Linked DNA regions of Homo sapiens: region 2 is linked to region 1. Evidence: read pairs that join two places in POLR2A ChIA-PET (ENCODE). Cell type or tissue: PC-9. All regions are shown on one strand. Each heading gives the region's core, and the rest is flanking DNA. Links, peaks and the distances in the headings are about the cores only.

What was found. ChIA-PET counts read pairs that join two places held together with the same protein. Peaks named below come from ENCODE experiments on the same cell type or tissue, not always from the same donor. Only the 100,000 strongest peaks of a DNase experiment are listed, where the experiment ranks them.
Region 2: POLR2A ChIA-PET joins it to region 1 with 24 read pairs; 2 of 35 experiments call an interaction of 5 or more read pairs at or near these places.

The regions. Positions count from the first base shown.
Region 1 is chr7:47,880,742-47,888,577 of GRCh38, reverse strand. It overlaps PKD1L1 (polycystin 1 like 1, transient receptor potential channel interacting), which reads left to right. Exons shown (of 57, transcript NM_138295.5): 17 at 428-588; 18 at 2,524-2,892; 19 at 3,921-3,980; 20 at 6,493-6,669; 21 at 7,773-7,836. Among named protein-coding and RNA genes, the nearest start is that of PKD1L1, 64 kb to the left of the region's middle. In PC-9, for the core only: no CTCF peak of the experiment used is centred there; a DNase peak (open chromatin) is centred at 3,737; H3K27me3 peaks cover 641 bases.
Region 2 is chr7:47,333,395-47,341,230 of GRCh38, reverse strand. The region is part of intron 20 of TNS3 (tensin 3); the gene reads left to right. Among named protein-coding and RNA genes, the nearest start is that of SNORD151, 130 kb to the left of the region's middle. In PC-9, for the core only: no CTCF peak of the experiment used is centred there; no DNase peak of the experiment used is centred there.

The DNA.
Region 1 (7,836 bases), core at 1,719-6,718:
GGGTTTGCAGCTGGTAGAAGCAAGCCCTGAGGCAAGGCAGCGAAGAGGGATCACGTGGTGGCAACTGCTCTAGTGTGGAGAGCTGGGCCAGAGCCCAGGCTTGGAAACAGAGGGACCTTGACCAGGCCCAGCTCTGCCCTCACCGCTGTGTGACTCGGAAAAGCTACACAGCCTCTCTGAACTCTGTAGGGTGGCAGTGTCCTTGCCTCACTGGATCTCACAGTGTTAGAGCAGATCACGTGAGTGTCGAGCTTGGCACAGTGTTGGCCACTCCATATGTGCCATCATATGTGCTGTGACATTGCTATTGAAGTCCCTTAATAAAGATCCAAAGTAGGGTGATTTAAACATGCCTAACATGAATTAATGTGACCAAAGAACCCTCACATTATTTTCCTAAGATCTCAAGCCAATTTATATATTTCAGATTCGTCCACATCTCCTGGGTCAGCTTTAAAGACACCTTCGTCAACTGGAATGACGAACTCTCTCTTCAAGCTATGTGTGAGGACTGCAGTGAAATACCGAATCTGTCTTATTCCTGGGATCTCTTTTTAGTCAATGCAACAGAAAAGAATAGGATAGAAGGTAAAAAGGATTAATAGCTTTATTTTGTTTTCTGAGGGAAAAACTCAGGGTTATTGTGAGATTGCTAAAATGTTGCAAAATACATTTGGTATGACCCAGTGTGTCTGATCTGCCTGGTGAACGGTCCGTCGTGCTTCCCCAGCCCCTCTTGCCTCTACAGTCCGTGTGAACACTTGTGAGGCACCAGCAGAAGAGGTGACACACTCAAGGGCTGCTTCTGACCTCAGTGTGATATGGAAGGCTGCGCCCAACACCTGTGTAGGCAGTTTTATTGAGCTAAAGCCACAGTTCAGAAGGACCTGCGATGTGACACACTGCCCAGAGGGCTGTGTCCGTCACCACCTCGCCTGTCTTTTGGGCCAGCTGCACAGTGAGGAATGAGCAGAGGAACCAGGGCGGAAGGTTCCAATCCTTGCTCCCACACTACCAGCTGGTGGCTTTAAGCAATTCTAAGATTTAATTTTCTTTGGTGAAAGATGAGGATCCTACTATTTCACAGAGTGGTATCAGGGCTAAGTAAAATGTGTTGCAGCGTGCTGGGCACTGGTGTCAGGACACTGGGTGCTGCAGGACACGAAGGTTTGAACCAGGAGCGAGACTGATTTCTCACGTGGCACTATTTGTGATCAGAGAGGTGGCTCTGAATGGCAAACAGAGGAGCTTTATTTCTGAGCTGGAGAGCCAGCTCCTACAACAGAGCTGGTGCCAAGCCCCCGCTGACCTTCACATTTCTTGAAGATCCCCTCCATGAGGCCATTCAAAGCTTCCACAAGTAGAGCTTTGGGTACAGCTGGCCTCAGCGGCCACAGATACATGAAGACATAGAGGGTGATTGTGCCCTTCTTGGCAAGAGAGGCATTCCAAATTCTTTTAGGTAAATTTAACTTTTCTGAATCAGAGCCCATGCTGAATAGATTAGAGGAACTTGCAGTGGAAACACATACAGTGGTTAGACTTTCAGCAAAGTAAATCATGGCCCCTAGATATGTCTCAAAGAATTGGGCTCTCCCATGGTTGCAAGTAAAAGCTTGCTTTATTGAGAGGCCATTTATATGCTCATGGTATTTTTTTCTTTGCTATTCATCCTTTATCATAAATTCTAACAGCAGTTTTGAAAACTGTTATACTAGATACTTGCTGTATTATTCCCTTCTTGCACTGCTATAAAGGAATACCTGAGGCTGGGTAATTTATAAAGAAAAGTGGTTTATTTTGGCTTATGGTTCTGCAGACTGTACAGGAAGCATGGTGCTAGCATCTGCTCTGATGAGGCCTCAGGAAACTTTTACTCATGGTGGAGGGCAAAAGGGAGCTGACATATTACATGGTGAGAGAAGGAGTGAGGCGGCAGGGCAGTTGCCACGCTCCTTTAAATAACCAGACTTCCCACGAACTCAGAGCAAGAACTCACTCATTACAGCGAGGAGGGCACTAAGTCATTGGTGAGGGATCCACCCCCATGATCTAAACACCTCCCACCAGGCTCCCCCTCCAACACTGGGGATTATATTTCAACATGAGACTTAGAGGGGCAAAACATCCAAACCATATCACTTACTGGCGGGTAGGGGAGTGAGGATTAAGAGAAACCCCATACATCCCAAGTTTTTTCTAGAATACCCATGAATAAGTCATGCCTGGGAGTGCATAGGATTCAGCAGATCCCTCCCCCCCGACTTGGAAGAGCAAACGTCAGGTGCAATCGCTGTGAATCCTGCCTTCTACTTCCATACATGTGCTTCTTGCTGTTGGCCAACATGCCAACACAGAACACGCCAACACCACACTCTCTGCCCTGTATCTCTTAAGTGTAGGTTTTCAAATTCACAACAGATTTGTTTATAATATAGCATCCTTACATAGTCTGTAGACTTTTTAAGCAAATATTTTATATTTTTGCTGCAAAATTCTAACACTGCCAAACGTTTGCTTAAGTTCCCTTCTGCAGAGTAGTGGGGCTGCTTGGCTCGCTGGGACTCGGTGCCATTTCAGAGTCATCACAGTTAAACCTGCTGCCCACTGAGCCTGGCACTGCAGATCCTGATGCAACGACCACACCATTCTCACGGGAACCTTCACCCGTGACCCTTGGCCAACCTGCCACTTCAGCTCCAAGGGGAACCCCCACAGAGCCCATGACTGGAGTCTACTGGATTCCTCCTGCGGGGGACTCTGCAGTCCTGGGGGAGGCTCCAGAGGAAGGTTCACTAGACCTAGAGCCAGGGCCACAGAGCAAGGGATCCCTGATGACTGGCCGCTCTGAGAGAAGTCAGCCCACCCACAGCCCTGACCCTCACCTCTCTGGTAAGTGCCACTGTTCCTGCATGTCATCCCTCTTGTCTAGGCACCAAAGTTACCTTTGGAAGCAGTGAATCTGGTGGGTAAGGTGTGAGATCACATCAACATGGGCCTTTAAATCAGAAAGCGCCAGGTTCACACCCACCACTTGCTGGTTGTGCAATAGTCATCGAGTTTCGGATTCCTCATCTCTGAACTGGGAAAATGACAAACCCATGGCAGGTTCTGAGGCTGCAGTGAGGTCCCGTGTGTGCAGTGTCTGTGCTACAGTAGTTGTTTACTCCACACCGGCTTCCTAATCCTTCTCCCCTGCCCTGGGATCAATTGCTTCACTTTATCATTGGGTTTCAGGGGGATGGAAACCATTCTGGTACTTAAAAAATGGAGAGAAAAGGTAATAATGAGAAAAGCTCTGACCTGGCATCTGTCTCTCTGTCACTGTCCTCAGCTGCTTACTGATTTTGCTGCTTACTCTTGGGCTATGGTGGTCTCATGCTCTGCATGCTCTTGTCAATTCAGCTGTGCTCCAGGCCTCCCAGACTTGGCTGGCTGGCTGGAGGGACCGCTGTGAGCTCCTCTGCCTCTGGGAAAGGAGGGCTGAGGGGACAGGAGGCGACATTTGCAGCAGGGCATTCTTGTGTCCATTTCTCTCCTTCTAAAAGAAAAGAGTGAGACATTTTCTCTAAAAGAACAGTAAAAGACTCGCTTGAAGAGAGGATAGGATGCTGGGTGTGGTGGCAGAGACCCATATGTGAGCCTTGGTCTCAACTTACTTGCTGGGTTATTCTTAGAAACCACACACCTATTGGAGCTCCCTCTCCTCCTCCTGGGGCCCCGGGGCAATGAAACCTGCCTTGCCCAGCTGTCATGAGTGAGGGAAGACACCACCACTGAGGGTATTTTGTAATCCACAGAGCAATGTATGGAGTCTAGAAATACACCAAGGACAATGTGACCCATCAGGGGAGCTGCTGTTAATTTCAGGGGATTCTGTGATTTTAAAGGAAACATTATGATTTTGTCCTTTCTTATAGATTTTGAAGCCTATTACAGTGACATTCAAGAAGCAATACCATCGGGAGGAAGACAGCCAGGTGACTGTGCTTCTATGCCTGCTGCCTCTCTCCACTCAGCTCTCCTCCACAGCCTTTCTGCAATCTGGATTTCCCACCTGTTCCCTTACACAGCCACTGAGAGCTCCACAGAATCACAGGGAAAAGTTGAACTCTTACATGGCACGGTCTGAACCAAACCTTTATTTCTAGCTCCCCTCTTTCTGCCCTTCTCTCACCCTATGCTCCAAAATCCCAACAGTAGCCCCAGGCCCAAGGATGAGCATCCCAGCTCTTCCATGCCTTGGTCATGGAGTGTCGTCTGCCAAAAATGCCTTCCTCCACGTCCTTCCTAAGTTATCTGCTCAGCGAGCCTCCTCCTTCAGGTCTGGCTCCATTTCTCTCTGGGAAGTCTTCCTCAGGCTTGTCTTGTAAGGACCACCACTCCCCCCGCCTTCCCCCCAACCCCCAAAACACACACACACACACCAGCTCAGTATTTATTCCCTCCTCTGGGAAGCAGGTGGCACCTGGCACTTAGTGGCTCTTTCTGTGTCTGTGTCTTCTGCTCTGAGCTCTTCCAGGAAAGCTTCCATGGCCAGCTTATGCTATGTTCCCAGATGGATCACGGTCCCTGGCACATTGGCACTCAGTAAACACATTGTAGAATGAATTGATGATCAGCGAATGACTTATTCATCTATCGAATGAACAGATGTTTGATCAGCGAGTGACTGATTTATCTGTCTAGTGAAGAGATGGATGTCTAGTGAATGATTTATCTGTCAAATGAGTAGGTAAATGACTTATTTGATGAATGAATCGATAAATGGCTGATGAGTGAATGATTTATCTATCGAGGGAATAATGGATGATGAATGAATGATTTATTCCTCTGATTTGAGGCAGTGTTTCCTTCAACAGTCCTCCTCAGCTGCTTCCAACTGCACGGCTTCTCCAGCCCTTCCCATGTTCCTTCCTGTGTGTCGTGCTCTTCTTGGATGAGATGGTCAGTCAGGTGCAGCCACAGAGGAGAGAAAAACAAAGAAAATACTCCCAGGTCCTAGAGACAAGAGGCATGGCAGGCCACACAAGGCCACATGGGGAAGCTGCAGGGAGGTCAGGAGACAGCAGACAGGAGCAAGGGGAGCCCTTAAGCCAAGGTTTTTTTTGGGTTTTCCACGGCAAAGAAAGGCAAGGCTAAGGCAGGGCTGGATGAATAGTTTAGAATCAGTTAGTTTAATTTCAGCAGATCCTAGGCCTAAGGGTGGTCTCTAGTTGCCCAGGATGATTTGTTGGGGGTGGTTCTGGATTGGTCAGTTTGCAAATCAAAGACACATTGCAGGCTGGGCCTTTTGTAATCTCTAAGAGTTGGCTAGCCCCAGCCCCAAGAGAAGCACTGTCTCCTTAGCCAGAACGCTTTTGTTTCATTTTGTTCTTCAGTATATCAAAACATCATCATACAGAACATTTAAAAGTCTTTACAGTACACACGCAGATCTGTTGTAGAGGCTCACATTCGTACTCACAGTAGGTGCTTAATCAATACAACTGAATGAAGAAAGATCTGCCTTTGTATTGCATTTATAAAATTATTCCTCCTTACAACATTTGTGTTTTATTACTATATCTTGCTTCAGTGACCTTGGTTTCAAGTCTTAAAGGAGCCTCCTTAGCCTAAGTGAAGTGCAGCGACTCCTTCTTGCCTAGACCATGCAGGAGCCCTTCCTTTGCCCTCGCTGCTTCTCTTCTTGCTGCCTGCAGTCATCTCATCACATGACAGGCAGAGGACTCTTCACCACAAACCAGGCTGTTGTTACTCTCCTGACAGGTCCCTCCAGTGGCTTCCTAGGGCACTCAGGACAAAAGCCCGTGGCTGTGCACCCAGCATGATGTGACCCTGGCAATGCCTCCAGCCACATTTTTCCTCCTCCTGCCCTCCCTCCCTCCCTCCCACCCTCCAACCACTAGGGCAGATCATTCCCACAGCATTTTGGTTTTACTCAACCTGGAAACTCCTTCCTTCAGATGCTTGAAGGGCTCCTTCTAGTCTTAGTCTTCAGAGAGGACCTCCCTGACCTCCATCTCAGAAGGACTTCCTTTCCACACCACTCTCTCTTCCTCTGCATACCCCGCTTTTCTTTCCTTCATTACCTGAGTTTATATTATTTATTTATGTGTTTTCTCATTTATTTTTTGGACTGCCTCACTATTAACTCCAGATAGCAAGGACACCATTGATCTGGTTCACGCTGTGTCTCCTATTTCTAGAGTAGTACCTGGACTTAGTAGACCTTAATAAATCTTGCAGAAGGAAGGAAGGAAGATAGGAAGGGAGGGAGGGAGGGAGGGAGGGAAGATGCCTTTGGACCGCTAATTACATGTTAACAAAGTACATGTCTTGAATATGTTTGGCTGCTGAAGACATTATATTAGATAGGCGGTATCCAGCAATAGTACAAATAGTTATTAATATCAGCATTGAATCACTAATGCTTTAAGATCATCATGACTTTTTTTCTTTAACATCTATTGGCTTGGTTTATCTTCCTAGCTAAGGACACCAGCTTTCCAGGATCAGGACCTAGCTTGAGTGCCGAGGAGAGCCCTGGAGATGGGGATAACCTGGTGGACCCCTCCCTGTCTGCAGGCAGAGCCGAGCCTGTCCTCATGATTGACTGGCCCAAGGCCCTGCTGGGTCGAGCAGTTTTCCAAGGCTATTCATCCTCAGGTATGAATGTCCTCTTTGTACCCTCCAATTTGCAGTGTTTCTGAAGCTTTTAGATATCAGCCCTCAATTTCTTCTGAACTTTTCGTTTTACTAGATAAGTATTTAGAATTGTGGTACCTTTTCTACTTGTGCTTGTTCTTCTATGGACTATGGCCTGAGACTCTTCTAACAAAAGTAAAGTTAGCGTCTGTTGCTACCAGGAGATCCATGTGTGTAGACCAAAGCGGAAGAGGGGTGCTGCCAAGTGCTGCACGTTCTGTGCTCCCAGACACCTTGGTGCGCACCTTTTCTGTGACAGCCTTTTGTAGGGTGGTCAGGGATTTACATGAATTGGTCAAAATGAAGCTGCTCCTGAAGAGCGATTGAATTTCTAATGGAATTTCCCAGCCCAGACATGGTGCTTTTGCTCAATTTGTTGTATTTCCCCCTTTCGTGTTAATACATGTGATTGTGCCATCCTTACAGACCTCTTGGGGAGGATCTGGATTTCACACTATTTTTAGATAATTTTCCCTTCACCCTTTCCTTGAAGCATTTTGAGAAGTACTATTGTAAGATTGTAATTTTAGAAACTGTCCATGTTTAGATCATCAATCTTGTATTTCCGATCTCTCCTTTTTTCAGGGTAAGTAGTGAGAGGTCAGCCTCTCTCTGCTAAGGAAGTAATCCAGTCACCACGGTCAGCAGTTACACCCAGGTTAAAAATTGTCCATAACCAGTATTCTGCAGACTTAAAAATAGCTTCAAAATTCCTTAATCATACTTTATAGTATGATTTATAAAATTGCCAAATTAAACATGAACATAATTATAAACATATAAAATAAGATCCTAACAGAATTCTCTTGTTGCTTGGGACATTAGTGTCATTTCTGAGCCAGGGATGGATGGACCATCCTCAGTAATGCTTCTGTTGGGCAGGACAGGCTGTTTATAGAAGGCAGTAACCAGCAACCTTTCCAAGCAGGAGTGGCATGTTTCACTAGTATCTATGTTAATTTCACCCCTGGGGGAAGAGTGGAACTCATTTCCAAGGACTCTGTGTGACCTCTGTCCTTGAGACCACTGACTGTCATTTCCATGCAGCCATGTCTTTTCTGCAGGTATTACAGAACAGACAGTGACAATCAAGCCATACTCTCTGAGCAGTGGAGAGACGTACGTCCT
Region 2 (7,836 bases), core at 1,808-6,807, 550 kb after region 1:
CAAAACCAGGCAAAAAGAACAGAAAAAGAAAACTACAGACCAATATCCCTCGCAGATTCAGATACAAAACTCCTTAACAAAACATAAACAAATAGAACACAGCAATATATAAAAAGATTGACACACTGTAGCCAAATGGGACATATTCTGAGATGCAAGGCTGGTTTAGTATTTGAAAATTCATTCATGTAATACACTATACTAACAGGCTAAAGAAAAAGCTCACGACTATATCAGTCAATCCAAAAAAAGAATAAAAAGAGTTTGGCAAAATTCACATCATTCATGACTCAAAACTTCCAGCAAAATAGAAGACAGGTACTCCTTCAACCTTACAAAAAGCATCTAAAAAGCCCCACAGCTGACAGCACTCTTTTTCAACATAGTTCTGGAAGTTCTACAGAGACATAATACAAGAAAAGGAAATTAAGACAACAGATGAGAGGAAAGAAATAAAACTGTCCCTTTTTGCTGGTGACATGATCATCTACGTAGAAAGCCCCAGGGAATCTTGAGTCTGCTGCTGACATGATTGTCCAAACAGAAAATCCCAGGGAAGAGGCGGAGCTTGCAGTGAGCTGAGATTGCACCACTGCACTCCAGCCTGGGCGACAGTGTGAGACTCTGTCTCAAAAAAAAAAAAAAGAAAAAAAAGAAAATCCCAGGGAACAACAAAACAACAACAAAAAGTGAAACTGTTAGAACAAATTCAGCCACTTTGCAGGATTCTAGTTCGACACACAAAAACTAGTTCTATTTCAGTACGCTAGCAATGCACCTGTAGAAGCTGAAATTAAAAATATAAGTCACAGCCCGGCGGAGTAGCTCACGCCTGTAATCCCAGCACTTTGGGAGGCAGGGGTGGGCAGATCACGAGGTCAAGAGATCGAGACCATCCTGGCCAACATGGTGAAACTCTGTCTGTACTCAAAATACAAAAATTAGTTGGGCGTGGCAGTGCGTGCCTGTAATCCCGGCTATTCAGGAGGCTGAGGCAGGAGAATCACTTGAACCCAGGAGGTGGAGGTTACAGTGAGCTGTGATTGCACCACTGCATTCCAGCCTGGCGACGAGCTAGACTCCGTCTCAAAAAAAAAAAAAAAAAAAAAAAAAAATATATATATATATATATATATATGTATATGCACACACACATATATTCGTATGTATATATATACACACATATACACATATGTATACATATATTTATGAAAAGGACATAGAGGTGGCATATGATCGCATATGTATACATATATATATATATATATATATATGCCACTTATAATAGCTCAAAAAAATTAAATGGTTAGATGTAAACCTAGCAAACCATGCACAAGACTTCTGTGCTGAAAACTGCACAATGCTGATGAAGGAAACCACAGAATATTTCAATAAGTGGGGAGACATACTGTTTTCATGGATGGAAAACTCAACCTAGTAGAGCTGTCACTTCTTTCCAGATTGACAGACAGTTTTACCACAATTCCTATCAAAATCTCAGCAAGATTTTTTTGTAGATATAGACAACATAATTCTAAAATTTATGTGGAAAGGCTAAGGAACCAGAATAGCCAAAACAACTTTGAGAAAGAATTAAGTGGAAGGAATGAGGTTACCTAATTTCAAGACTTATTGTATAGCTACAGTCATCAAGACTGTGGTGTGGATGGAGGAACAGACACTTAGGTTCATGAAACAGAGTAGAGAACCCAGAAACAGGCCTACACAGATATGCCCAGCTGATTTTTTTGACAAAGGTACAGAAGCAAGTCGGGGAAGGTCAGCCTTTCAACAAATGATGCGGGGGCACCTGGGCACCCACAGGCAAAACAATGAACAGCCACCAAAGGCTCACACTTTATACAAAAATTAACTTAAAATGGATGATGGACTTAAATGTAAAATGTAAAACATAGTATTTTTTAAAATGGGAGAAAATCTTTGGGATCACTAGGCAAAGAGTTATGAGGTTAGGACAAAAGCATGAACCATAAAAGGAAAAGTTGACAAATTAGACTTTATAAAAATTAAACATTTTTGCTATGGAAAGAACCTGTGAAGAGGATAAAAAAGACAAACTGCAGAGTAGGAGAAAAGGTTTGCAAACCACATGTCCAAAAAAAGGAATATCATCTAGAATGTATATAATCTCTCAATACTCAGCAGTAAAGAACAAACAATTCACTTAGAAAATGAGCCAAACTATTATTAAAAAGTCGAAAAACAACAGATGCTGGCAAAGCTGCAGAGAAAAAGAACATGTATACACTGTTGGAGGGAATGTGAATTAGTTAAGCCACTGTGGAAAGTAGTTTAAAGATTTCTCAAAGAACTGAAAACAGAACTGCCATTTGACCCAGCAGTCCCATTACCGGATATACACCCAAAAGAAAAAAAATCATTCTACCAAAAAGACGCATGCACTTGTATGTTTATCACAGCACAATTCACAATAGCAAAGACCTGGACTCAACCTAGGTGCCCATCAACAGTGAATTGGATAAAGAAAATGTGGGACATATACACCATCGAAGTACTCCGCAGACGTAAAAAAAGAACCAAATCATGTCCTTTGCAACAACATGGATGCAGCTGTAGGCCATTGTCCTAAGCAAATTCAGTATCCCCTGAATTTAAAATAAAAGTTGAAATTAAAAAGAAAAGCCACTGACTAAATTAAATAAATGGATTTTTATTCAGTAGGAAAAAAAATTAGAAAATGGTTCAAAGAAAAAAAGAGACATGTCACTGAAGAGGACGTAGAGGTGGCTTATGAGCACGTGAAAAGATGCTCAACATCATTAGCCATTAGCAAAATATAAATTTAAATCACACCTATCAGAATGGCTAAAATAAAAAATAGTGACAACATCCAATACTGGTGAGCATGTGGAAAAACTAGACCCCTTATACGTTGCTGGAGGGATTGTTAAAATGGTACAGCTGCTGTGGAAAACAATTTTGGCAATTTCTTAAAAATGAAAAACCTACATCTGCCATGTGACTCAGTGATTGCATTCCTGGGCATTTATCCCAAAGAAATAGACTTATGTTCACATAAAACCTGTACAGGAACTCTTTTTACTTTAATAGCCCCAAACTGTAGATGTCCTTCAACAGGCCAGTGGTTAAACAAATTGTAGTACCTCAATACCATGGAACACTTCTCAGCAATAAAAATAAGTGAATTATTCATACACACAACAACCCGGATGGGTCTCTAGAACATTAGGTTGAGTGAGAAAAGTCAAAACCTGAAGTCTGTATAGTGTATGATTCCATATATGTCACACTTTTTACATGGCAAAATTGTAGACACAGAGAAGAGATTCATGTCTGCTAATGGTTGGGAGGGGCAAGAGTAGAAGGGGAATGGAGTAGCCAAAAAGGCAACAGGAGATTGGCAGAAGAGTGGTGGAGTAAGAGGTCGGGAAGGTGGAGCCAGGCCAGGAGCCGTTCTCTGTAGTTCCCAGAAGGTGGTGGTGTGGCATCCACATGCAATGTGAGGTCATTACTGAACCTCAGGATGGGGAGGTGACTGCTCAGATTTGCATTTTCACACATCACTGTGGCTGCTGCATGAAGAACACGGTGGGATGGACAGTGGGCTGGAACAGACCAAATGGTTTCAGAAGAGATAGGAGGAAATCAGAACATTTGTGTAGGATTCAGGTGGTGCAATCAGCTGACCTTAACACAGTGGAATTGGAGCCTGACTGCTCTTTCTAATTGTATTGCTTTTGTCATTATTGTTTAAATTAGGTTCTGGCTTCTTGTTAATTAGTATGCAGTTAGTATAACACTATCTCCATAAAATTCCTCTGCAGATCGCATTACTAAAACATAACTTGATACCTCCTTAGTCAGCATAAGCCCCATGTGTTAAGTTCTTTTCCAGACAACCACCAGGATAGGTGTCCAAGAGAAATAGCCCAGTTAGTTAAAGGCTGTAAGGACAGATTTTATTCAGGATTATTGCAACAGGAGAAAGTGCTGGGCTCAGCCCCAAATGCAGCAAAGACAGCTGGAGATTTATGACCGAGGAATAGAGCAAAAGGATCTGGTGGATGGAAAGTCATTAAGAAGGGACATCAAGGGTAGGGGGGTTCTTGCTAAACTGGCCTAACACGGTTTCTGCTACAGACAGGCCAGGGACTTAGACACAAATGGCGAGGGATGAGGAGCTTGATGACGTGTCAAGGGGGATTAGATATCAAGTGTGGGGGATGAAAAGCAGGATTCTTGCTGGAACTGAGCTTGCCACGGTTGGACGTGGAAGGCCAATGTTGAGGCCTAGTGGAGAAGAGGGCTTGGAGGAGCCTGGCTAAGGTTTGGTCAAGGAGAGTCTGTCACAAGATAGACCCATCTGTATCCAGGCTAACGCAATAGGGTGACCAAATGCAGCCCGCACGCTTCTCTGTGTTTCTCTCCAGGTCCTTTGGGCACTTAGTTTATAATTTTTTATTTTCTATTTTTTATTTTTATGGGTACATAGTATAGGTGTGTATGGAGTACATGAGATGTTTTGATACAGGCATGCAATGTGTAATAATCACATCATGGAAAACAGGGTATTATGGGCACTTAGTTTAGCCATAAGGCTTCCGTGCCAAGTGGCCTGGGAGCCAGCTGGGGCCAGCTTCTGCCACAGGCATCCTTCACCCACCCTTCTCACAAACAAGCGATTCTTCAATAAACAATAAACAGAATACACAAAAAGCAAACCAAAACATCTCTAGATTTATTAATAGATGGGTGAATTAAAGGAGTCTTTTCCAAATAATGTGACTAACAGAAGCCAAGGGGGATGAATGCCCAAAGCTGGGGCTTGCCAGAACCTGCTGGTACCGAGAGCTGATTGCTGAAGTGTGAGGAATTTTGTGAGCCAGCTGACAGCACATTGGCAGCTTGGGATCTGCCAGGGCGGGATTGTTTACACCACAGGATTTAGCAAACGTTATGAATCAACCCCTCCATCGGCCCCAAGCTTCCCTGACACACCAAACAGTAGAAATTCACTGCCTTTTTTTTTTTTTTTTTTAACTCTGCTTGGTGTTAGCTAACTAGTCATGAAGAATAGAGGCTGAAGTGACCAAAGAGATCTTTCTGCATTTTGACATTCAAATATTTGGAAAGATTTTCCGCATTCAGCATTTGGATTCTAGTCCCATTGCCAGGCTCAAGTAAGCTCTGTGATAACAACACTCAGCTGTTGGAAACTGCTGTCCGAAGCATCTCTCAGCAGATAGGGAGGCCTAAAAGGACACGGCAGAGTGGTGTCTGGTGGGTCCTCTCCTGACATTTCTTCTCTCTCTGGTCAAATGCTGGATGCACACATATAGTGGCTCTGAGACTTCCTATCTGGGTGAGCTCAGGCAGTTCTAGGGACCTCTCTGAGCCCTAGTTTCATGTCCTGTACAACAGTAGTCATTCCTACTGCACATGGTTCTTGAGAAGATTGGACCAGAACATGTAGCTCTGGCTCCTGGCCCAGACCTGATCAACACTCAGCAAATAGTGGACACTGATGCTGTTAGGAGAACAGAGCATCCATATGAAGGGCGGTTCCCTGAGCTGGGGAGACCAGTGACAACTGTAAGTCTGGGTTCAGAGCATGAGTCGGGGGACGGAGAAGGCCCCTGGGCATCTGGCCCTGGGTGGCTGAGCCCTGGGAATCCTGCTTTTCCCAGAGATGTGCTTGTGCCCAGTGTGCTCATGTTTTAAATGCCAGCACCTACTCCAGGAAAATGATGGGTATTTCAATATCTGCTCACATTATGCATATTTAAATATGAATTTAAATACTGTTTAATTCTCCTAGGGATGTGTTGTCATTTAAAAGAGGTTGTGATTAGCATGAAGGACTGGGGACAGGAGCAGGAGATGGCAGAGCAGCTGTAGGCACTGATGTAATGCCTCCAGCTTTATGAGGACGGGCCCAACCAGGCTTCACCCATTTGGGGCCCTCAAGCGGGAGCGTCAGTGGCAGCCCTCGCCATCGTCCGTCTGTTGAATGTATTGCCACATGGCCACATTATGCCCCAGGAGCCATGTGTTGGAGGACAGTATCCTTAGGCTTCTCAGAAATTCCACATGGGAGCCTCAAATGGACATGCTTTTCTTGAAAACAAAAATATTTGTAAAAATGTAACAATGGGAGTCGTTTAATCTCAAGTCTCCCCTATAAGCAAAAATAGATAAAATTATGAAATGTAAGATGTAAATTATTCTGTTTCTTAGCTGATCCTTAATCTTGATGATATTTTCAAAACAAATGAATAATAAAGACATGAGAAAAGGTTTCCTTTAAAAAGTCGTGGTTCTCGCCAGGCGCAGTGGCTCATGCCTGTAATCCCAGCACCTTAGGAGGCCAAGGCAGGCGGATCATGAGGTCAAGAGATAGAGACCATCCTGGCCAACATGGTGAAACCCTGTCTCTACTAAAAATGCAAGAATTAGCTGGGCATGGTGGCGCATGCCTGTAGTTCCAGCTACTCGGGAGGCTGAGGCAGGATTTAAATACTGTTTGAACCCAGGAGGCGGAGGTTGCATGAGCCGAGATCGCACCACTGTACTGCAGCCTGACAACAGAGTGAGACTCTGTCAAAAAAAAAAAAAAAAAAAAGAGTCGTGGTTCTGATACATCTCAGCTTCCAAACTATTTCATAATTTTTTAAAAATATAAACACATAACATAAAAGCATCTATTTGAAGGTGAACATTGCACCAGCATTCAGTAGATTTACGGAGTCATGAGACCATCGCCCCTAGGTAGTTCCAGAGCATCCTTATCCTATAACAGCTTTACAAGTGGTATTCAGAGGGGGTTTGGGGACTTTAGGCTTCAGTGAAAAAGATTAGCAGTTAATGTTAGTTTACTTCAAGAGGATGCCTTTATATATTTTGCAACTTCTATTTTGTGTTCAGTTCTTCTGGAGAGTAGGGTGTAGGCATTTTAGGGGCCTGGCTTCCAAGCATGCAGCCTCTTCTCTGCTGTCGATTGGAGGTTTTGTGAAGGGCTGGGAGGATTGCCTCCATCCAAGTGCCAGTGCATGAGACTGATCAGGAGTGGTAGCATGTGAAGTGGTCCTCATTGGCTCACAAGAGGGGACACAGGGGTTTGGTTGGTGCTGTGCGGACTTCCTGGATTTGGTAGGTTTCAAAGGGTCATGATGTTTGCCACAGGGAGGAAGAAAAGGGCAGTACCAGTGGCACTGGTCCTTACCCTCTGTAGCTCTATGATCTTGAACAGTTTGCATAACCTCTGGAAGCATCATTTAAATCTAAGCAAAATAAGAATGTGTGTGCCATGCATGGTATTGGGGGCAGTCTTAAAAATGAAGATTTCAGCCTATGAATATGCTAGTGTAACAAAAATTTGTCTTAAAATTTAGTTTTTTAATTCAGAATGCACTTTCTTATTGAAATAGTTTCAGAGCCCCAGGGACTGATAGAGAGACACAGCGTGAGAAGAGGACAAGAGGAAGACAGAGACAGAGAGATTATTTTGACACAATGCTTTATTTTTATTGAAAAAGCTGTCATCCTTCAAAAATTGACAGATACAATGCTTTTACCAATCTTCTTCTTTCTTTCCTGTACTCGACTCCCTTTTCTGTTGAATTTTTATGAGCTCTGAATGAGAATGTTTATAATAGGGACAAAGGCATGTACTGAATGTGAATATGTGTGACATTTATAGAGGCCCTTGTTTACTTTGGATTTTCTAGAGCCTCAAAAGCACATGCATTCCTATATGGATTTCTCCATGGGTTTATATTCAGGTACGTAGGCATATGTAAGTGTGCATAGGAATAGACATGCCTGGATACATGC